2 separate regions of the Homo sapiens genome follow, and region 1 is linked to region 2. A link is an interaction called in ENCODE POLR2A ChIA-PET data of the cell type or tissue named here. Cell type or tissue: PC-9. All regions are shown on one strand. Links, peaks and the distances in the headings refer to the core of each region. The heading gives the core; the rest is flanking DNA. Region 1 overlaps LEMD1 (LEM domain containing 1). Region 2 overlaps CDK18 (cyclin dependent kinase 18).

The links. ChIA-PET counts read pairs that join two places held together with the same protein. Peaks named below come from ENCODE experiments on the same cell type or tissue, not always from the same donor. Only the 100,000 strongest peaks of a DNase experiment are listed, where the experiment ranks them.
Region 1: POLR2A ChIA-PET joins it to region 2 with 10 read pairs; 3 of 35 experiments call an interaction of 5 or more read pairs at or near these places.

What each region holds. Positions count from the first base shown.
Region 1 is chr1:205,409,680-205,417,679 of GRCh38, reverse strand. It overlaps LEMD1 (LEM domain containing 1), which reads left to right. Exons shown (of 6, transcript NM_001199050.2): 4 at 1,384-1,448. Among named protein-coding and RNA genes, the nearest start is that of LEMD1, 8.4 kb to the left of the region's middle. RefSeq lists an enhancer at 6,670-7,170. In PC-9, for the core only: no CTCF peak of the experiment used is centred there; no DNase peak of the experiment used is centred there; H3K27me3 peaks cover 2,440 bases.
Region 2 is chr1:205,506,946-205,522,415 of GRCh38, reverse strand. The region is part of intron 1 of CDK18 (cyclin dependent kinase 18); the gene reads right to left. Among named protein-coding and RNA genes, the nearest start is that of CDK18, 10 kb to the right of the region's middle. RefSeq lists enhancers at 165-990, 4,206-4,905, 6,308-7,008, 10,154-10,768, 11,766-12,313 and 1 more. In PC-9, for the core only: no CTCF peak of the experiment used is centred there; a DNase peak (open chromatin) is centred at 6,275.

The sequences.
Region 1 (8,000 bases), core at 1-8,000, 100 kb after region 2:
CGCTGGCCTCACTTGAAAAGGATGGCAAGGTTTAGGGATAAACTTCACTGGCCCTTGAGCAGGCAGTTAGCACGGGGGTGCCTCAGGGAAAGTGGCTACCCCAGGCCTCTCCTGGTTGTAGATTGTGTTCAGAGTCCTGTCCCAGATCCAAGCCTGCTTCTGTTTCCTGCCCTGGGGAGGGGCTCAAGAGACCAAACCAACACTCTGGTGAAAAGCAATGCCAGGTTGAAGATTTCAGAACTGTTCACGACTTCCCAGGACTTCGGGTTAAAGCTACAAAACCAAGCTGTTGTGGTCTCAGTCCCCGCCGTCCTGGGTCCCAGCATGTAGCCCTCTACAGAAGTGCGTTGATGCTAGGGCTAGGAGAAAATTGGTCCTTCTGTTTATAAGGTTTGCCACTGCTTTAGATAGTGCCTACCTGATCTAAGCCAACTACGGGCCATCAGGTCGAGGTGGAAGCGTTGATTCAGTCCTACCCTTGTAATGCAATTCTGTGGTTGCCACAAGTAGCAAACCTGGTTCTCCAAGTTAGGTTTGAACCATACATTTGAATTTGCTCATTGGAAAAGTCTCATAGCCACTGGTACCATTAGAGTGGAGGAGTTGTAATGAACTGGACGGGGGTATCCTGTGGACTTAGCCTTCTCCTTTCATGGAAACACCTAGTCCTGGAATGGGCTTGTAGTGGCGGTGGAGGTGCAGGGAGTCCTAGACCTGAGGCTGAGTATGAGGTCATCCAAACAATCAGTGGGTTTGATTTTTCTCATTTTCACTAACTGACTGTCTTGTCAGTGGGGAGACACAGCTTTAATTATCTAACTGCTTTCAAACTTTCCAAATATTTTTGACTTGGAGAGCTCATTTAAAATGGATGTGCAACTCCACCATTCCTCTAGGTTTATCAAAATGCTTCTTTGCAGGCTAATTAACAACATCCTTTTCCGTCCCTAGCAGTTCCCCCAATTTTAAAGGCTTTTAGCACAGGTCTGGCCTTGCCTTCCCTGGGTGCCTTTTTGGATCCAGAAGGAGAAAATCCTCCCTTCCTATCTTGGCATTCAGGGATGCATGGGGCTTACAGCTGGTTCAAAGGGACAATGACTAGACTGCAAACAGCTGCCCAGATGGGCAGCCAGCTTGTGTATTTCTCTTGGAGGCATGCAAATATGACAGGCCTTATTCCCAGAGGAAGGCCTAAGTCTGTTTCACAAAGGCTGCTCCAGCTCAGGAGAAATGTTCTCTTCCGTCAGAAGAGCCACGTGAATTTTCATCCCCTTGCAAAAATGTCCTCTAATTGAGAGAATTCACCCTGGTGATTGATGTTTATTCCCTTTGCTAGCTCAAATGTTCTCATGGCCTATTTTCCTTTTGTTTCCCATGATCCAGAGCTTAATATCATTTTGCAAGGAAATATCATACTCTCAACAGAAAAAAGCAAGAAACTCAAAAAAGTATGTACCATTCTAATGCCTGAATACTTATACCCATATATTAAAAACAGGGAGTAGCTCTGTTCATCTGTATTAAGAAAGGGGATAGCAAGTCACTACATTCTGTTATAGTGGTAAAATCCTAGTTTAAAGAGGATCATTTTAATGCAGATTTCTGTATGATGAAAAAATTTCCATGATCTAGCAGAGGACCCAGAATGACAGGGTCCCTCCTGCCCCTTCTTAAAAAAGCCACCACTCTGCTTTCCCCAGCTGTCACGCCCCCTCCCCATTTTCACTATCTGTTGTCTACATTCACATATAGCACTTAGCTTGGTTCTGGGCCCACAGTGAACATAGAATAAATGTGAGTTTCCATCCCGTTCGCTTTTCTAGCCCCTAACATCTGGCTTCTACCCCCAGCACCGTATTGAAGCACACGGCCAAATGTGTGAGGGTTACAGGTTTTGGGGTGAGGCCTAACTGGCTTAGGATTTCTGCCCTCAGCTTCCTGGAAGCGTGATTTTGGGGAAGTCAGTGAACAGATCTAAGCCTCCTAGCACAGTTTAACAGCAGTGCCTACCTCACAGGGTGGATGCGAAGTTAAAGGCAGGAAAATCTCTGAGCATCAAACACAGCCCATAACTAGTGCTTAATAATGAACTCCAAGGTGCCAACTCTAGTGACTTTTTCTGTCTTTTGACCTCTGACCATTTTTATTTGGAGATGCCTGCCTTCTTAGATTTCAGAATTCTGCCACTCTTTGGTTCTTGGTTCTGTATCTCTGTTTCTATTCTGACTTTTTGTCTTCCTCTTGGCCCCTGATGTGCCTGTGCCTGAGACCTCCTCCTTCAGCCTCTGCTCAGTGTGATTCCCTCACCCCCTCTTTGCGGCGTCCCCACACACGCTTCTCTCCTGAGGCACAGGTCTGCATATCCAACTGCCTACTGGGAAGTGCCTCCCTTTTCCTTCTCTTTCCCTTCCTTCCTCGCTTCTTCCTGCATTCATTTGACAAATGGTTACCTAACTTCATGAACATTTTGTGGGTTACACAGACGTGTTCATGCTTCTCCCCATGGTTATCCCCCTGTACCTCAGGCTCAGGTGTCCAGGAATGACCATGCACATTTCAGCCCACCCTAAACCTGCATCTGCGGCCTGGGTTTATCCTGATGTTTCCACAACCTCCCCACTGTCCAGGCTCAAAGCCTTGGAGTTACTGGACTGCCCCCTCCCTGCAGCTCTTCACATACAAAGAGCTGCCAAGTCTTAGGGATCTGAATGATGTTAAAAAATCCATCCCTTCTGTCTCTTCCCCCTGCTGCTATCCTAGCTTGCACCCACATTACTTATTTATTTATTTTAGAGACAGGGTCTCATTCTGTTACCCAGGCTGGAGTGCAGTGGCACCATGATATCTCACTGTAATCTCGAACTCCTGGGCTCAAGCAATACTCCTCCCTCAGCCTCCCAAGTAGCTAGGACTACAGGTACACTCCACCACACCTGGGTAACTGAAAAACAATTCTGGCCGGGCATGGTGGCTTACTCCTGTAATCCCAGCACTTTAGGAGGCCAAGGTGGAAGGATTGCCTGAGCTCAAGAGTTCAAGACTCAGCCTGGGCAACCTAGGGAGACCATGTCTCTACAAAATAAAAAAACTGGCTGGGTGTGGTGGTGCACACCTGTGATCCCAGCTACTTGGGGGGCTGAGGTGGGAGGACTGCTTGAGCCTGGGAGGTTGAGGCTGCAGTGAGCCATGATCACACCACTACACTCCAGCCTGGGCAATAGCATGAGACCCCATCTCAAAAAAAACTTTTTTTTTTTTTGTAGAGACAGGGGTCTCACGCTGTCGCCCAGGCTGGTCTCGAACTCTTGGCCTCGAGTGATCCTCTTGCCTTGGCCTCTCAAAGCACTGGGATTACAGGCATCAGCCACCTTGCCCGGCCTCCATATTATTATTTTATTTGAACAATTGCAAAATCCTCCTGTGTTTGCCTCTAACTTTTCCCAATTCCAGTTCAGATCTACAAGCAGAGATTTAATCATGTTACTGACTTGTCCAGAGACTTTCAAAACAAGATGCAAACTTGCTATACACCATGAGTCAACTCCAGTATCTCCTGTAACCTCATCTCCCTCATCATCCAACCCAACAAATTCTTACCTTGTTTCTGCACCTCTCACACTGTCTTCCCATGAACCATTACTTCAACTGTTCTTTATGCCTGAAATTCTTTTCACTCTTCTCACCCCCTACCACATTTTTCTTCCTGTTAAAACCCTGTGATCTTTTAAGGAATATCTCAATGGCCACTTCTGTGAGTCCTTTTAAAATGGCATTAAGATGGGTGGATCACTTGAGGCCAGGAGTTCGAGACCAGTCTGGCTAACATGGCGAAACCCTGTCTCTACTAAAAATACAAAAAATTATCTGGGCATGGTGGCATGTGTCTGTTGTCCCAGCTACTCAGGAGGCTAAGGCACAAGAATCACTTGAACTCGGGAGGCAGAGGTTGCAATGAGCCGAGATTGTGCAGCTACACTCCAGCTTGGGTGACAGAGTGAGAGGAGACTCTCAAAAAAAAAAAAAATGGCATTTTATCCTGGGCAACATAGCAACACCTCATATCTCCAAAAAAAAAAAAAAAAAAAAAAAAAAGTTGGGCATGGTGACACGCACATGTCATCCCAGCTATTCAGGAGGCTGAGGTAGGAGGCTGGCTTGAGCCCAGGAGTTTGAGACCAGCCTGGGAAAGATGGTGACACCTCATCTCTACAAAAATTGTAAAAATTAACTGTACATGGTGATGCGCACCTGTGGTCCCAGCTACTCAGGAGGCTGAGGTAGGAGAATCTCTTGAGGCTTGGGATGTCGAGGCTGCAGTAAGCCATGATGACACCACTGCACTCTAGCCTGGGTGACAGAGCGAGACCCTGTCTCAAAAAAATAATAAAAATTAAAATAAAAAATAAAATGATATTTTATCCTCATTTAGTAGCTATCACAGGGTCTTGCACATAGTAGGAGTTCAAAGCTCACCTCACCAAATCTACCAAACAGCTCCAATGGCAAAAAGGTTAGTTTGCAAATATGGTCTGGTATTTAAACTAGTTGCTAAGTTTAAACAAATGAAAAGAAATCTTCAAGTAAACATTGCCATGTATGCTATAGCTTCAGCTTCCCGTTTAAACATAGTTCAAATTTGATGAAGTAATTCTGATATCATACCAAAATTTCTAAAAGTATATTTTAACTTCCAAATAGCTCATTAAAGGAATCCTTTCCATTCGGTAAACCTCAGTTCTGCAGAAAACCCTTTAATATAGTTCCTGCAAAGATGCTGCAGCAGAAAAAGCAACCTGAGTATGGCAAATGCATCAGCTAGGACCAGTGGCCTTCGGTCTCCACTTTACATAAACCTGAAATAAAACCACATCGATATTTTGAATTGGCAATAGAATTAAATAGGAAGTTTGCGATGGCATAAAATGTTTTGATTTGAAGGATTTATATAAGCCATTTTCATTCTCAGAAGGGCCTCAAGACATCTGTTCATCCTTAAATCTGAAAGGAAATGTAAATAAGCATTCACATTTCCATGTAAAAGGTGGTAGAAGGTGTATTTATTGAGACACTTGTCTAACACTGTAGACTTTAATTACTTAAGAGCATTTGTTTGTACCTAACAGTCTTCTGAGTGCCTAGATAGGTAGTATTTGCATTTCTTTGAAATACCACATTTTCCTCTCATTTTTAGTTGTTTTCTAGTGGAATGCAAGCCACTTAGAGATATGGAATATGCAGTTTCTGGACTCTTTTTAACACTGTATGTGTCTGCTTTATCAAATCACATATGCAGCCCATTGGATTTGGTCGTTAAAAACACTCATTAAGCCAGGTCAAATTTTTTTTTTTAATTGGGGATTTTTTCCATCAGAAAGACACTAGGCACAGCTTATGTTACCAATAACGGAGTGGGACATTAAGTCAGTATGTGTAACTCAGTCTCTAAGTGCCCTTCTACCAAACGGGAAAATGGGATTTGGGGTTGATTGGTAGGGAGGCAGAGTAATCTACAATGTCAAGCTACATAAAATGGGCTTTGAGTAAGGTGGCCGTATAATTTATCATCCTGACCAGTATGCTTTTGAAAAAGGACACTAACCTGAAGGGATGCTGGAACAATAGGAGTAAACTGGGACTATCTTGGGCAAATAGGGGCAAATGGTCCTGGGTTTGGGAGCGGTTCCAAGGTTGGAAGTGTTTATATCTGTGTCCCATCTTCAGAGGGCTGCTGCATCCAACAACCAGAGGGCAGCTGGCCCTGGGAGGTGTGTACTTCTGAGCCCTCCTGGGCCACCTGGGTGTTTCTTTACCCTCTCCCAAGCACAACATGCTCGTCCCTGCCAGAATCTCAGTTTACTCTGTTCTCCCAGCCTGCATGCTCTCTTCTCATCTTCCCACCCATCCTGCACATTCTGTGGGTCTGGGCCCAAGAATCAGTCTTTCTTTTCTTTTCTTTCTTTCTCTTTCTTTCTTTCTTCCTTTTTCTTTCTTTCTTTCTTTCTTTCTTTTCTTTCTTTCTTTCTTTCCTTTCTTTCTCTTTTCCTTCCTTCCTTCCTTCTTTCCTTCTTTCCTTCCTACCTTCCTTCCTTCCTTTCCTCTCTCCTTCTTTCTTTTTTTTTTTTTTGAGACGGAGTCTCACTCTGTGGCCTAGGCTGGAGTGCAGTGGCACAATCTTGGCTCACTGCAAGCTCCGCCTCCCGGGTTCACGCCATTCTCCTGCCTCTGCCTCTCCGGGTAGCTGGGACTACATGCGCCCGCCACCACGCCCGGCTAAATTTTTGTATTTTTAGTAGAGAAGGGGTTTCATCGTGGTCTTGATCTCCTGACCTCGTGATCCGCCCGCCTCGGCCTCCCAAAGTGCTGGGATTACAGGCGTGAGCCACTGCGCCTGGCCCTCTCTTTCTTTCTTCTTTCTTTTTCCTTCCTTCCTTCCTTCCTTTCCCTCCCTCCCTCCTTCCTTCCTTTCTTTCTTTCTTCCTTCCTTCCTTCCTTTCCTTCTTTCCTTCTTTCTCTCTCTCTTTCTTCTTTCTTTTTCCTTCCTTCCTTTCTTTCCCTCCCTCCCTCCTTCCTTTCTTTCTTTTTTCTTTCTTCTTTTTCCTTCATTTCTTTCTTTCCCTCTCTCCCTTCCTGCCTTCCTTCCTTCTTTCCCTTCCTTCCTTCCTCTCTCCCTCCCTCCTTTTCTTTTCTTTCCTTCCTTCCTTTCTTTCCTTCTTTCTTTCTCTATTTCTTCCTTTCCCTTCCTTTCTTTCTCTTTTCTTTCCTGTCCTTCCTTCCTTCCTTCCTTTGCTTTCTTTTCTTTTCTTTCTTTCCTTTCTCACGGAGACTCATTCTGTTGCCCAGGCTGGAGTGCAGTGGCATCATCATAATTCACTGCAGCCTTGACCTCCTTGAGCTCAAGTTAACCTCTGGCCTCAGCCTCCCAAGTAGCTGGGACTACAGGCACGGGGCACCATGCCTCGCTACTTTTTCATTCAGTCTCCACCCCACCCCTGCCCAGGAGTTTTTGCCGCAGGCTGTAAAATGTTGAAGGTGAAAACCCATAATTTGACTCCTCTGCATTGAATTCCATGCCAGGCATTTGGGGGTGGGGCAGGGACTTACTCAGTCCCTGTTGGCTGAACTGAAAGGAGCTTTCCTCTACTGATGTTGATGATCTTTCTCTTTCTGACTTCCTATTCTGTACCATATACGTTGTCTCTTAGATGTACCTTGATGTAGTCTCTTGAGAGATGATGCTTAGATCATTGTGAATGGATGACCATTCAGGGAATGGTTGCAACAGAGTTTCCACCCCTGGATCTCAGCCTGTGAGTCAATAACTATTTATTGAATACAGGACATTGTGCTAGATTTTCTTGAGGAAGAATATAAGTGCAGAAAAAGGCATAGATCCTATCATGAAGAAACTTGAAAATGAGCTCTGGAAACAAAGAATATGGGTATCAAAAATATGGATTCTGCCAGGTGTGGTGGCTCATGCTTGTAATATTGGCACTTTGGGAGGCTGAGGCAGGAGGATCACTTGAGCCCAGGAGTGCAAGACCAGTTTGGGCAACATGACAAGAACCCATCTCTACAAGAAAAATAAAAATAAATTAACTGGGGGCTGGGCACGGTGGCTCACGCCTGTAATCCCAGCACTTTGGGAGGCCGAGGTGGGTAGATCACCTGAGGTCAGGAGTTCAAGACCAACCATGGCCAACATGGTGAAACTCCATCTCTACTAAAAATACAAAAAAATTAGCTGGGCGTGGTGGTGCATGCCTGTAATCCCAGATACTCCAGAGGCTGAGGCAGGAGAATCACTTGAACCCAGGAGGTGGAGGTTGCAGTGAGCTGAGATAGTGCCATTGCCCTCCAGCCTGGGCAACAAGCGCAAAACTCTGTCTCAAAAAAAAAAAAAAATTAATTAACTGGGCATAGTGGCACGCATGCTTGTGGTCCCAAGCTACTCAGGAGGCTGAGGCAGGAGGATTGCTTGAGCTTAGGAGGTTGAGGCT
Region 2 (15,470 bases), core at 2,051-10,050:
ACGGAAGCTTGCCATTAATAGAGTCGAGCCCTAGGGAAGATGAGGCTTGATCCCTGCAGGCCTCTTCCCATGCCAGAGCCCTCCAAGCAGGCAGGTATCCCCTACCGAGAACACCATGGAGGAGCGGGGTAAGCTGCTCTGCCCACCCCCACGGTCCTGTCCCCAACCATGAAAGCTTTCTTCTTCAGGCTACCCAGCTCCTCGTGCCCTCTGAATTAGAGGATGCCCTGCTGGCCACCCAATGAGACCCATGCAACTGCTTCTTCCTGCAGACCCTCCCTTCTCCCTCCTGCCCTGAAAACCCAGAGCAGCGCTGTCTCACCTCCCCTCCACTTCCCTTCATGGTTTCCTACACGCTCAGTGCAGCCCCCCTCTCATCCTGCTCTGCACACACTGCCCTTGAGGCCTCACAAGGGCTTCCACCCATGCTGGCAAGAAGGCACCAGGGGGTGAGCCCTATGATGGGCCGCCCTGCACCCGCTCCCAGCTGTTACCCATGCACCAGCACCAGGCACAGCCCACTCCTGGAGGATGCTCTCAGCCCTGCGACTGGCCAGCACCTAGTTGCCAAGGCGACCAGGCCCTTCCCGAATCCTCCTGGTTTAAGGGATTATGGGTCAGTAACATGTTGGCTTTGCTTAATGATCACATCCTTCTGTCCTCAGCCAGCCTGGAAAGGGTCCTCTGTCTGGCAGCGCATGCTCCTGGCTGCCCCCAAACACAGCTCAGTGGTGGCCCTCCAGCTGCCCTGATCCTCATGGCTGGGTATGAACAAGCTCTCCTTCATTCCTTTAGCGGGCTGGCACCTTTCAGAGTGGAGGCCTCGGGTCTGCAGTGCTAGGCAGGCCCATCTCTGTCAGTGGGCCCTGAAGTCTCACTCAGTTCCACTGAACAAATGAACTGGCCGGGCATGGTGGCTCATGCCTGTAATCCCAGCACTTTGGGAGGCTGAGGCAGGTGCATTACTTGAGGTCAGGAGTTTGAGACCAGCCTGGCCAACATGGCGAAACCCTGTCTCTACTAAAAATACAAAAAAATTAGCTGGGCATGGTGGTGTGCACCTGTGATCCCAGTTACTTGGGAGGCTGAAGCAGGAGGATTGCTTGAACCCTGGAGGCGGAGGTTGCAGTGAGTGGAGATTGCGCCATTGCACTCCTGCCTGGGCGACAGAGCAAGACTCTGTCTTAAAAAACAAACAAACCAAAAAACTGAGCACCTACTATGCGCCAGCATTGTGCCAGGCATGAGGGTTTCAGAGGCAAGTAAAGGGTGGTCCCCATTCTCAAGAAACTCAGGGGCTGGTGATGCCTCCTTTGATGAGAAGGTAGCTGAAAGCGCTTCCTCTGGCTTCCTTGGCAGAGCCCACCAGCCTTGGACTTTCCTGACTCCCCATCCCTAAACTCCTTCCTGTCAGTCATCTTCAGCCGCTCCTCCGTGGCTCTGTGCAATGTCTCAGGCCTGCTGTCTGCAGGACTCTTGCAGACAGGAAGCTTCCAGAGGGCAGCCACCATGCCTCACACTTGTGTATAGCATTCAGGCCACAGAGATCTAATCTGGAGGCTTCATGATGGTGGCAGGGGGTGTGGGTCCCAGTGACAAGAGGACCCAGACACACCTACCTGGTGACTCCCATTTCCGAGCAAGATAGGAGAGTGGAGATGGCTCCTTGTAAAGATCAATTATTTTCTTTTTTCCTTTTTTCTTTTTTTTTTTTTTGAGATAGAGTCGTGCTCTATCACCCAAGCTGGAGTGCAGTGGCGTGATCTTGGCTCACTGCAACCTCCACCTTCCGGGCTCAAGCGATTCTCATGCCTCAGCCTCCTGAGTAGCTGGGATTACAGGCCCGCGCCACCACACCCGGCTAATTTTTGTGTTTTCAGTAGAGACAGGATTTCGCCATGTTGGCCAGGCTGGTCTCGAACTCCTGACCTCAAGTGATCTGCCCCTCCTCGGCCTCCCAAAGTGCTGGGATTACAGGCATGAGCCACAGCACTCAGCCAATTATTTTCAAAGATAGCTGAACATCAGAATCACCAGGGAGCATTGTAAAAAAATTCAGATTCCTAGGTCTCACCCTGAGATTCTGGAACTGAGGTTCTGAGAATGGTGCCTGGGAAAATGCATTTGAAAAAACATCTCCAATGATGTACACCTGGAGCGGTGACCAGGAAAACATCTAAGGTCCAGGTCAGGGACAATTATCTGCCCAGGCTTCCAGGCCACCCTCCTGTGCTGAGACGGGGGATCCTCAGAGCAGGGAAGGGAAGCAGGAGGCCCCCCACAGGAGAGGAAGTCTCTCTGTCCTGGAAGCCAGTGCATCTCCACCACACCAACTGATGTCCCCAATGTCCCCGTGCTTTGTCATGGTTGTTCTCTGGGGGTGGGGAGAGGCAGGCACTTGGCTCCCTGAGGTCTGAGCTCTGCCAGGAGGGAGACCAGCCACACCCCTTTCTAAAAACAGGGCTTCCCCATAAAACCGTCCTGCAGTCTGGGATTTATGGGATGGCATGTTGGATTTGCGGCTCAGGAATCTACAAGTAGCAACCATAAATCTCACACCCTTGCTCTTGCTTGTAGGGTGAGGGGAGGGGAGCTCATTAAAAGCCTCCGGGAAGGAGGCCCCCCATTTCTGCAAGACAAAAGAGATTCAGCCCTGAGTCACACCTGCTCTCCCTAAGGTTCAGTGAGGAGCAAGGAGCCACCAGCCTGTGCCTGGGGTGGGGAGGACAGTGGGGCTGGGAGCTGGAGGAAGGGTGAGGCCAGAGGCAGCTGACTGGAGCAGGAATGTGGGGCCAAGCAGTGCAGGCGATGGGGACCAGCTGTTCTCCACCCGCAGGACAGGAGCCTGAGAGGAAGTGGCTGTCACAGCAGCAGAAGGGATGGGGGTCAGATGTAGGATGGATTTCCTGATGGAAGGATGGAGGTCAGATGTAGGATGGACTTCCTGATGGAAGGATGGAGGTCAGATGTAGGGTGGACTTCCTGATGGTGACAGGGGAGCAGGCGGTGGGGGTGGTGACCACAGCAGAGTGGATGTCTCTCTCTGCTGGGGACAACCAGGGCATTGAACCCAGCAGGGTCTTGGGTGTGACAGGGCAGACTGGGCAGTGAATAGTCTGTTGTTCCCTAGGTCAAGACACAAGATGCCTCTGTCATTTTTCCCTTGGGAGAGTCAGCTCCTCAGATTTGGGGGTCGAGGGGGAAGGGAGACAGGAAAAAGGCCTGTCACCTTAGTGCTATCTACCCCTCACCCCCAAGTGGGGACAGAAGGGCTCAGTATGACCAGCCTGAGGCCAGCCCGGGGCCAGGCACAGCACAGCCTTTGTCCCCAGACCAAGGAGCCATCTGGGGCTGTCCCCGTGCAATTGGTGCCAGGGGAAGAGGGCGATGAGTGTCCAGGGATACTGGCCCGGCAGTGGGGGGTGGAGGAAGTTGAAGGAGCAGAGTCCCACTGAGGAGCTGCAGGGTGGGCAGGCAGACCCCAGCCAACCTCCCCTCCCACCTCCCTGCCCAGGTAAGTCATAAAGCTCAGCCAGCTCCAGTTGCTTCTTCCCAGGGACACAGCAGCCGGCCCAGAACCTCCTGCTGGTGCCAGAGCCATGGGTGGCACAGAAGGAGGAAGGAGGAGCCAGGCTGGGAAGAAAGCCAGCACTTGCCAGAGGCCACTGTGCCCCCAGTGAGCAGGGCTGGCCTCCCAGAATGTTAGCAGGGGAAGACGCTCACACAGCCTCCATCCCCATCCCTTGCCCAGTGAAGATGCTGAACATCCAAGAGGGGAAATGGCTTGCCCAGAATCACGCAGCAATTTCCTGGTTGTTGCCAAGTGCACAAACGTGACCATATTGCTCCTTTCTTCTCCTACCTGGAGCCCTCCCCGCCCTTGCCCCTTCCCTGTGGCCCAGGCTTGACTGTTTTCTCCTACTCTGAACTGCGTGCCAAACAAACTCAGTTTCAAACTTTGGTGCTACCACTAGCAGGCTATGGAATCGCAATGACGTGATAAAACCCCTCTCACCCCTGGCTCCATTCATTCATTCAACAATTATTGAACACCTGCTGCATGCCAGGCACTGTTGTAGACCCTGAGAATCCACAGATGAATGAAACAGACATTAATTCCTTTCCTAATACTTTCTAACAGGGGTAGGGGGGTGCGGACAATAGACAGAATGAATACACAGTATGATGGATGGTGACAAGTGCAATGATGGGAATTCATGCAGGGAAGAGGGAAGGTGTGGGAAGTGCAGTTGCAAGTTTAAGTAGGGTGGTCAAGAAGGCCTCCCCAAGAAGCAGGTGACATCTCAGGAGAAATCCAGAGTAGGTGTAAGGTGAGGGGGTCAGTCATGCAGGGTCTGGGAGAAGCAGGTCAACAAGGGAACAGCAGGGGCAAAGGTCCTGAGGCAGAAGTAAGTCTGGTTCACTGCAGGACAATGATGTGGCTGGAGAAGATGCTGGATGGGAGTGCGGAGCAGCTGTGTTGGGCCTCGAGGGGTAAGGAGGGTTTGAACGGATGAGTGACATGATCACACTGAGGCTTTAACACGCTGCTGTGTTGAGAACAGACAAGGGGAGCAAGGGGAGAGCAGGGAGCCCGGGCAGGAGGCTGCTGCTGAGGCCCAGGGGAGAGAGCTTGATGGTGGCTGGGACCAGCGGGGGGCAGTGGAGATGGTGAGAAGTGGCTGGATTTGGGCTATATTTTGAAGGTGGAGGCAAAGAGCTCTGCAGATGGATTGTATGTTGTGGGTGAGAAAAGAGTCAAGCATGACTCTGCAGCAGGGTTTTCGCCAAGCAGCCGGAGTGGAGAGATAGAACAGTCACTGGAGGAGACAAGGCATTCTGGGAGTAGTGGTTTCAGTGGGAAGACCAGGAGTTGGATGTTGGGCAGGTGACATTTTCAACGTACAGTGGTATCTGAGCAAACATGCTGGGTGAGCCAACACAACACACCACTGGCACAGGGAAGATGTCCAGCAAAGCTTGGCTCTCCTCTCTCAAGCTACTGCCCAGACAAAAAGAGTCCTCATATAAACTTCATCAAACATCCCTGCAGACTTCCTTATTGCAAGGTGCTTTTGGATCCCAGGATGGAAGAGGGCCAGGAGACAGGGAGCAGGATCATCTCTTGGCAGATGTGAGGGGGAGAAGGGCCAGGGAGGCAGGGTCCCCCCTACTTAGACAACTGCAGGGCCACGCAGGGTGGGGCCCGTGCAAGGCAGGGAACCCCGGCTACTGGCAGACAAGCCCCATCTTCTCTCTTAGGAGGAAAGAAAGCTCCACAGAGCAGGCCAGGCCAGCCCCAGGGCCCCAGTGTCCAGACAGGGCAGATTCCCAGCCCACTGACTGCTGGGACAACCTGTGCCAGGCCACAGACCTAATACCTGCCTTGGGGCTGGACCCCTGAGAGACCTTGACCTGGAGACCATGGAGGTGGAGAAGGAGGTTGACAGAGCATCCCAGGAATCTGGGATGCTGTAGACTGGAGGGCGGGAAAGTCAGCTTCACTTCTCAAGCTCCTGGGGCCAGGACTGGAGTCTTCTCTCAGCAAACCCCTTCAAGAAGCCTCTTTGCCTTCCTCTTGAACAAAGCCCCGATTCCCCAGCCTGCACCCAAAGGCCCTTCAAGATCTGGGGCCCCTTCGTCTCTGGCTTTGCCCCTCTTCATTGCCCCTGCATGCTGTACAAGTCTCTGGGGCCTTCAGGAGCTTCCTGGAACTCACTCCACCCCACCCCCAGGACCACCAGGTGCCCCTCCTTCAATGGGGCGTGACTTTTCACCTGTCTCCCTCATCTGGAGCACGTTGGTCTCTATGCCTGGTGCTGGTGGCATACAGCAGGCATGTGTCTGCTTTACAGGCACATGTGGAGCACCTGCTGTGTTCCAGGCACATGTTAGATGCATCCCCAAGTCCCTCTTTTTGTTTTGTTTGCTTTTCTTTTCAATCTTGGTCTCTGTGGGCCCAGGGGCAGGGGTTGGGGGACGTAACTTGTGGCTGCCCACTTTCTGAAGCCCAGAGGGTCTTCCCTTCAGTCACGAAGGCTGACCACCAGCCAGGATCCCTATGACACCCTATCTCCCAGTCCCTGCCCCTGCCTCGGTCACTCAGCCACTTTGGCCCTTGGGTGAATTTCAAAGAACTAGAGGCCATGGCTGACCAAGTTTGCAGACGTCATGAGCTAGGACCTCAGAGACACTCCCTCCTCCCAGGGAGAACTGTGCCTGCTGGGAGCCTGCAGATACCATCTCTTCCTTCATCCTCCAGCTGACCCTGTTCTGCACAGCTGGAGGCCTTAGTTTCCAGGAGCCTGGGACAAACCTCAGGGGAAGCCAGTCACCCCTTAGCTGCCTGGAGCTGTGGCGGCGTCAGCAGCAGAAGCCTTGGGGCCTCCTCACAACCTTGCCCTGCCCCAGCCTGGATGAGAGAGGCTGCAGGCCTGAAACCTTCAGAGTGGCCAGAAATGAGGATAGCCAGGCCTGCAGTCACCCTGCCAACAAACAGATGCTCTGGACAGTCCCAGAGCTCCAAGAGGATTCCCACAGCCTCTGTTTGGAATGCAGGAAGTAGGCGGGGAAGGCCTTCCGGGAGCAATTTGGGCAAACCTGTTGGATGTCTGCTCAGGAGGCAAAGTGGGGATCAGGGTCGCCCTTGCTCCAGACAAATACGCCATTGTCTCCTAGAGTCTCACTCCAATCAGAAATGTCCTGCAGTGAGGAACACACGGTGTCTAGCCTTGCTCTCCAAAATTCTCTGCAGTTTGGTGTCATGGAAGAAACCCCACTTAGTAGCTGTGACCTGAAAAAACACCCCATGCCTCAGTTTCCTTGCTGCTAATTGAGAATAATACTTGGCCTCCAATCCAACTGCCATCAGCGTCCTAGACTTAACTTTCTCAGCTGCTTTCTGATGATGTCGCTTGCCCATTTAAAATCTTTCAAAGTGGCTAGGCGCGGTGGCTCATGTCTGTAATCCCAGCACTGTGGGAGGTCAAGGTGGGTGGACCACCTGAGGTCGGGAGTTCAAGACCAGACTGGCCAATATGGTGAAACCCTGTCTCTACTAAAAATACAAAAATCAGCTGGGCATGGTGGCACACGCCTGTAATCTCAGCTACTTGGGAGGCTGAGGCAGGAGTATCGCTTGAACCCAGGAGGCAGAGTTTGCGGTGAGCCGAAATGGCGCCACTGCACTCCAGCCTGGGTGTTGCAGCGAGACTCCATCTCAAAAAAAAAAAAAAAAAAAAATCCTTCAAAGCTAACACTGCCTTCAGGAAAAAGTTCAAATTCCAGGGCCTGGCAGACCAGGCTTTTGGATCCCTGTCTTCTTGAGCCTCAGCTCTCACCCCTCCCCAGAAGGTCTGGTTTTATCAAATGTACCTGGCATTCCCAGAGCAAACTCCACTCACACCCCACAGCTTTGCAATCATTTGGCCTGGGATGCCCTTCCTCAATTTTTCCCTCGGTAAAACCACTCCCAAACTCAACTCATGGGTCACTTCCCCTGGGAGACTGTGCATGACCACACCTTCTTCCTCTAGGTAGAATGAGATGCTTCCTCCTTGTCCCTTCCAGAGCAGCCAGCACACACTCATAACTAGACTGTGAGATCCTTCAGGACAAGAATGGGGCCTTAACATTTTTGTTTCCCTGATGCCTTACACAGAGTAAGGAGCCCACCAGGTACTCAGCATTTGTGGAACGAATGAACAAGTGACTGAATGAGGCCATCGAGCCACTGCTTCATGATGACTTGTTTAAACCTCTTTCCTCTACAGATATGGAAACATTAGATCCCTCAAGGACAAAGACTGTATCTTAGTCACCTTTAAGATCCAGGACACACTGCCACGTGCAATAAATGTTGGTGCCTTTCCTTCCACTTTCAGGCAGGCCAGGGACCTGTTTCTAGGTGTATCTTCTCATTAGGCCATCTCCTGTCCTAGTTAGACTTGAGCATGATTGGGGTGGGCCTGGCCCTGTCCTCTTTCTGGGCACACTAGAGTAAGCCTAGACTGTCCAGTCACCCAGCCCCAGACTCCCCGGGGCATGCTTCCTCCTCAGTTTTCTTGGGTTTCAGAGGGAACAGGAATACAGGGATTGGTACCCAAGCAGATGGATGGGGGACTAGGGAGAAACCAACAACGTGCTACTCATCCTGCCATGGGGACCTCTGCATCTCCTCTAGCCCGAAACTCCACTGTCCCCAGCCAGGTGATGGTCCCTCTTCTGTGCTCCCACAGCTTTCTGACATCCCAAGGCAGGGCACTTGGCTCCCTGTCCTGTAACTGTTTACTTGTCATTTCCCTAGTTTGCCTGTGGGCTTTTTAAGGGCAAGCACTGTGGCGTGACTCGTCATTGCACCCCCAGAGCCTGACCCAAAGCCTGAGACAAAGTGAGCCCTCAAATGACCAGCAAATGAAATATGAAAGCTGGACTCGAGGCCTCAGCTGAAACCTGACCCTCTTCCTCTAGCCAGCATGTGGCCCAACAGCAGCGGGAGATGGGCTGAGGCAGTGGGGGCAGTGTCCTGCCCAGCAATTACTCCCCCAGTGAGGTCTGTGGAGGTTTTTGGGCTGGAGGCACCATCCTACAGTGAGGGGTGGACTGGAATGAGAAGAACCCGAATGAGAAGTTCCTCCTGCAACATGCATTGAGCTAGGGCCTCCAGGGCTGTGGGGAAGGGGTTCGGAGGGGCTTGTGGCCCTCTTCCTGGCTCTATCACTCAGGGAAGATTCTCAGAGCCTTGTAGGGCAGGTGCACTACTCAGGCTCAGATGTTGGCCTTGACCCCTACAGATGACCCTTTCTGACCCCACACGACCTCCTATCTAGCCCCTCTGTGTGGCTCCACTTCAGTCCTACTGATGTCCACCCTGCTGCTCTCTGGCTTCCTGAGGCTTAAGGAATAGAGGTGCATATTGCATCTTCTGGTATTTTCCTTTTGACCTTTTTTGGGGGCCCAGCTAAAGCTGGTCTGCACTCTCTGAGGAGGCTCAGGATGTCCAAGTGATAAGATGGGACAAGGAGCCCTTCTGTCAGTTCTGGTCCTGGGCGTACAGAACATCCCAGATCAGAGACCAGAGCAAGGGGCAAGGGCCAGGATAGGCCTGGCCTCCATCTCCCCCATCCTCCTGCCTCCAGAGAAAGCCCGCCTTACTCTCCCAGCCAGAGGAGCCCTCTCTGCTCCTTTTATCAGCCCTCTTTAAAGACACTCAAGGAAGGTCCTTCCCCAACTGTCCTGTGTTTTTGAGATCCCAAAGTCTGGAACCTTTCCTTAGGTCTTCCTTAAATACCAGAGGAAACAGCTTGTTTCCTCTCCACTTGCTCTGGCACAGAAACTGGTGCCTACCATCTTTTACACAATAAATTGGAGAAGAAAAGAAGAGTGTTGAGTTCACCCACCCAATAGCCCTCTCTCAGCCAGATATCCCGTGTCCAGCTCTCCTGCTGGCCTGTCATGGGACCTTCAGTCCTGTCTCTGGGTTTCTCTCCATGCCCAACTTTGGCAACAGAACTGCAGGGGCCTTTGAGCCTGGCATCCCTGGGGACCTCTCAGTCTCAGGAGGGGGAGGGAATGGGGAGGATTTCCCAGCATCTCTAAACCATATTCCTATTTATACTCCACCCCCACCAGCTGGCCCACGCCGCCCAGTGCCCACATTCTGACAAGAACCCCTGGCTGGTCGTCTCCAACTTTCCTCATTCCAATCTGAGAGACTAGCTTAAAAAAAGCAGCTTCATGTCACCGCCAAGAACTCCACTGGGCTCCTCTGACCAGCTCCCAGCTTCTGGTCACTTGGATTGCCCCGCCTCTCCCTCCTCACACTCCGCATGGCCTCCCTCCCACCAGGCTGGGCCCAGGAGGCCTCCTTGGCCTGCATGGCCTCCCCCAGGCCTCTGAACATCTCATAGTTGTTCAACTGTTCTCTAAATGTCTTTTATCAGTGTCACTCACTCACCAGGGTTCAGCCTCCTCAAAGTCACTCACTCATTTCACAAGCACCTGCTCAGCGCCAGGCACTGTCCTGGGCCCTGGGCCTCGGATTCCACTCCCTTTGGCTGCCTGGGTCTCCTCCTGCTTCTTCCTTCCTCCCGGGTCTGGTGGACTTACTTCCTCTACCTGTCCCTTGAATGTCAACACTCCCACAATTCTCTCTTTGGCCCTTTGCTCTTCCTCTCTGGGCATGCTTCCTGGGTGACCTCATCCCCTCCCGAAGTGGAAACCACCACCCGCGTGCTGATGACTCCAGATCTGTAGCCCTGGCCCCACCAAGCCCCTCAGCTCCAGATGCTTGGGTGCAGCTGCCTTCTGGGCACCCTGCCTGTGTGTCCCCCAAGGGTTCAGTTAGAGGTATGTGTGTGTGTGTTTTCTTTTGGAGACGGAGTCACCCAGGCTGGAGTGCAGTGGCGTGATCTTGGCTCAGTGCAACTTCTGTCTCCCGGGTTCAAGCAATTCTCCTGCCTCAGCCTCCCAAGTAGCTGGGACTACAAGCGCACGACACCACACCCAGCTAATTTTTTGTATTTTAGTAGAGATGGGGTTTCACCATGTTACCCAGGCTAGTCTCAAACTCCTGAACTCAGGTAATCCGCCCGCCTCGGCCTCCCAAAGTGCTAGGATTATAGGTGTGAGCCACCGCACCTGGCCAAGATGTGTTTTTAAGTGAAGAGGACAGATGTGTACAGTTTGTAAAAGCTGTACGTATGCAGGATATACACATGTGTCACAGGCATGCACATATAAACACAGCACACTGTTAGATAACCCAGAAGGTGGTAAGTCAAAACACCAGCAGTAGTTATTCCTGGGTGATAGAATTATGGGTGATTTTAATGTCTTCTTTTTGCTTATCTGCATCTTCTAATATTTCCATAATGAACATTTATTGCTTACATAAGAAGAAAATAGCAACACTTCTTTTTAAATGAAAAGAAAGTACTTTTAGATTGAGATCCTGGAGCAGTTTAGTGCAAGGCCTGGAGAGAACTATGATTATCTTGAGCAGGGGTCAGCAAACCTTTTCTGTAAGAGGCCAGACAGCCACTATTTTAGGCTTTGCGGGCCATCGTCTCTGTCGCCACTCTGCCACTCTGCCTTTGCAGCACAAAAGCACCCACAGGCAAGATGTAAATGAATGAGTTTGGCCTCACACCAGTAAAACTTTACTATGAACACTAACATTTGAATTTTATAAAATGTTTAAGGGTCACAAAACTTTATTTTCTTCTTTTGACTTTTTACCGACTGCTTAAAAATGTAAAAATCATTCTTAGCTCATGGGCCATACAAAAACTGTCGGGACTTGGCCAAGAGCCATGGTTTGCCAACCCCTAGCCTTGAGCATCCAGTGCCTGTGTAGTGTTTGAATCCAGCATCCATTTCTTTGCGAGGTAGTTGTTCTCCTCCTAATTGACAGGGCTGAGGCATTCCAGGATTTCCTTGCCCATCTCAGCATGGCAGGGACCAGGTACCCAGCCATCAGCTGGGGCAAGCCCCTGGCTCTACAGTTTGGAGGAACAGGAGGCTGAGCCCCTCTTGGGACCCCAGCACACAGCTCACCTTGTTAGCAGGACAGGCAAAAGTCGGAGCCTCAGACCAGCAGCCTCAGAGGGGCCTTTGGAAATCCCCTGGTCTGCACCCTCATGTTTCAGGCAAAGAAGGCAAGACTCAGAAAGGTGAGCGATCTGCCCGAGGCCACTGAGGGTGACAGGGCAGAGCTGGGACCACACTTTGGGCTTCTGACTTTGTGCAGGGTTGGAAGGGACTGCATGGGCCTGCGTAGAGATGGCACTCCCTTTATTGGTCACCACAGCCAAGAAAGTCACAGCATCCCCAAGGGCCACCTTCCTTGGGAAGGAGCCATGCCAGGTTTGGCACCCACACAGAACATGGCACCCAGCCCAGCCACGGCAGGGGATGCTGCCAGCTGGGCTCCACGGCAGGATCAGGGAGGGGCTCTGTGACCCCTTTCCTGGGCTCATCCCATGTTGCAGGCAGAGTTTGGGAGCCAGTGCTGCTTTGTCAAGAGTGATGCCCTCTAGCATAACACCTACCGCCCACCTGCTTCCAGGCAGTGGGTCCTGCCAGGATGTGGGAAGGACAGCCCTGTCACCTCCTGGGCTGGTCACCCCGCAGCCCAGGGTGCTGGGTGGCTGGGGCCAGAGAAGAGAAGAAGGTCTGGTTCCTGAGGAGACTCCCCAGGCAGAAAAGGGCAGGCTTCTTTAGGGAAGCAAGGTGTGAGGGCAGTAATCATTCTGGAGCTCTGAATTTCCCTCGATAATGATAAGATGGGGAACAGTGTTCAGAGTGAGGGAGGGTAGAAATTTTTTTTTTTTTTTTGAGACAAAGTCTTGCTCTGTCACCCAGTCTGGAGTGCAGTGGTACAATCCTGGCTCACTGCAACCTCTGCCTCCCTTGTTCAAGCGATTCTCGTGCCTCAGCCTCTGGAGTAGCTGGGATTACAGGTGCCTGCCACCATGCCTGGCTAATTTTTGTATTTTTAGTAGAGATGGGGTTTCGCCATGTTGGCCAGGCTGGTCTTGAACTCCTGACCTCAGGTGATCCACCTACCTCGGCCTCCCAAAGTTCTGGGATTACAGGTGTGAGCCTCTGTGCCTGGCCAGAAACATTTTAAGAATAGAGTTCTCTTCCCAATTTGGGGGCTGATCCCTGATGTTTGCAGGGACCCTGATTTCAGAAAAAAATATCAAGTGGGGCCAAAGGCACTGAGAACTACCAAATGTAGCCCATTAACTCTGCCACCACCCCTTGATAATGACATCAGGTAAAGCAAAGAGCTACTAGGTGGACATTATCTCACTGGAGTCCTCGCAATCACATGAGATAATAGTATTATCCTCCTATTTTATAAATGAGGAAACTGAAACCTGGGTGAGCAAATTACTTAACCTAAGGCAACCAGTTACTGAGTGGAAGAGGCAGAATCTGAACTGACCCCAAAGTCCATAAATTGCCTCCACCCATGGTGGACAGGAGACATACACTCAACATATAAATAATGATGAGTGCACCAGCCAGCCATTATTGGGTCATCTTGTCTATCCCGACTCCACCATTTCTAGGGAAGACTTTTATTTAATGGTGGGGGTAGGGAGGCTCAGAGGGTGGGACCATTATCAAGAGCTCCAGGAAAGAGGATCTCATCATAGTCCTTTCAAAAGTTCTGGCCCATGTCTCCCAGAGCAAGGTGTCCAGTCTCTTCAGGGTTACTCATGCTGTCAGGGAGCTTTGCTTCAAGACCCGTTTTTTGTTTTGTTTTGTTTTGTTTCTCGCCCAGGCTGGAGTGCAGTGGTGCGACCTCGGCTCACTGCAACCTCCACCTCCTGGGTTCAAGCGATCCTCCTACCTCAGCCTCCCGAGTAGCTGGGATTACAGGCACACGCCACCATGCCTAGCTAATTTTTGTATTTTTAGGAGAAACAGGGTTTCATCATGTTGGCCAGGCTGGTCTCAAACTCCTGGCCTCAAGTGATCCACCCGCCTTGGCCTTCCAAAGTGCTGGGATTACAGGCATGAGCCACCACACCCGGCCTAAGACCCTTTTCAATTTTTTTTTTGACAAGTTCTTGTTCTGTTGCCCAGGCTGGAGTGCAGTGATGCAATCATGGATCACTGCAGCCTCAACCTCCTAGGCTCAAGCGATCCTCCCCTCTCAGCCTCCCGAGTAGCTGGGACTACAGGCGCGTGCCACCACACCTGGCTAATTTTTGTATTTTTTTAGAGATGGGGTCTTGCCATGTTGCCCAGTCTGGTTTCGACCTCCTGGGCTCAAGCAATCCGCCCACCTCCCTTTTCAGTTTAAAACCAAACCTCACACTTGCCTCACTACCCCTCCTCCTCTGCAGATGTAGCTGTGGAGATTCTAGGAGCAGATGGGCTCTCTTTCAGACAGGAGGTCTGGCGGAGATGCGCCCACGGCTTTTCCTCTTCCAGACTTGCTGCTGAACCACTGGCCAGCTCCAGCCAGGCCCAGCTACCAGCTCTGTAGTGATCCTGGATCCCAGACCCTTGGCCTGAGCTGTTGTGAGCCCAGCCTGTGTGTGCATGTGCATGCAGCTGTGTGTGTGTAAGCAGCTGTGGGAGCCAGGACAAGATTAACCTTGGTCTGCTCCCACCCCCTGGATGTGGGAAAGTGCCCACTCAGCAGGGAATGCCTGGAGGGCAAAGGTGAAAAGTCCAGGGAAGGGGACGTAAGGGGTTATGGTGGGACACAGAGCCGAGGAAGAGAAATGTGACTTATTGCCAAAGGTGGGCTAATCAGGTGGGCCTGGAACCAGGCCAGCCACTCACCCTGAACAACAGAGCAGAACAGGGACTGCAATTAATTAAGTACCAGGGGAGGGTCCTCCTACCTCAGGGAAAGAAGGCGCTGCCAGAGGGCCCTCAGAGCAAGAGACTGCTGCCTCTCCAGCTCCCAGTGCCTGCCTCATTCATAACTGCCAGAAGGTAGGGCCCCCACAGCACAGATTCCTGGCCCCTCCTGGAAGATTTCCATCCAACCCATTCCCCTACCACCACCACCATTCTCTTACACAGAGCCCTCCTCCCTAACCTGGAAGAGCAGTAAAGATTCTGTCTAACTAAGGGCTTGGCCTGATGGGGCTGGGAAAATCTACCTTGGTCTCTAGACCAGCCCTGGTGCAATCACCAGGAAATTCCCTTTCCAAACAAGCACCACCAACCACTATAGCTACCAGTTATTTAGTCTCTGCTACATGCCAGGCACTGTGCATTATTTTTTTTTTTTTTTTTTTTTTTTTTTTTTGAGACGGAGTCTCGCTCTGTCGCCCAGGCTGGAGTACAGCGGTGCAATCTCGGCTCACTACAACCTCCGCCTCCCGGGTTCACGCCATTCTCCTGCCTCAGCCTCCCGAGTAGCTACAGGCACCTGCCACCACGCCTGACTAATTTTGTGCTTTTTTTTTTTTTTCAGTAGAGATGGGGTTTCACCATGTTAGCCAGGATGGTCTCGATCTCCTGACCTCGTGATCCGTCCACCTCGGCCTCCCAAAGTGCTGGGATTACAGGCGTGAGCCACCGCACCCAGCCTAAATCTTATAACAGCCCTCTATTATGATCCTCATTTTACAGATGAGGGAACGGATGCTGGGAGAAATTCACGAGTGTGCTAGTGAGGGGAAGGTCACATAGCTACTATATGCTGGAGCTGGATTCCACCAAGGCCAGAAGTTTGCCCTCCCCTTTAGTTCTCAAGCTCAGTTAGAGAAGAACAGAAGGAATCAGAGGACAGGTAGATGGAGATGCTGGACAAAAGTCCCAACAGGGTGATCCCAGAAAGTAGAGGCTTGGTTAGGGTAGGAACCGGGAAGAGTCAAGCCGGGCTCTGCCCTACAGTGTAGGACGCATTCCCGAGTGCGGGACGGCCCAAGTAGGCAGAGGACAGAGTCCGAGTCTGTAGAGGAAGCAAATGCACCCTGAAAGGCAGCTCCATG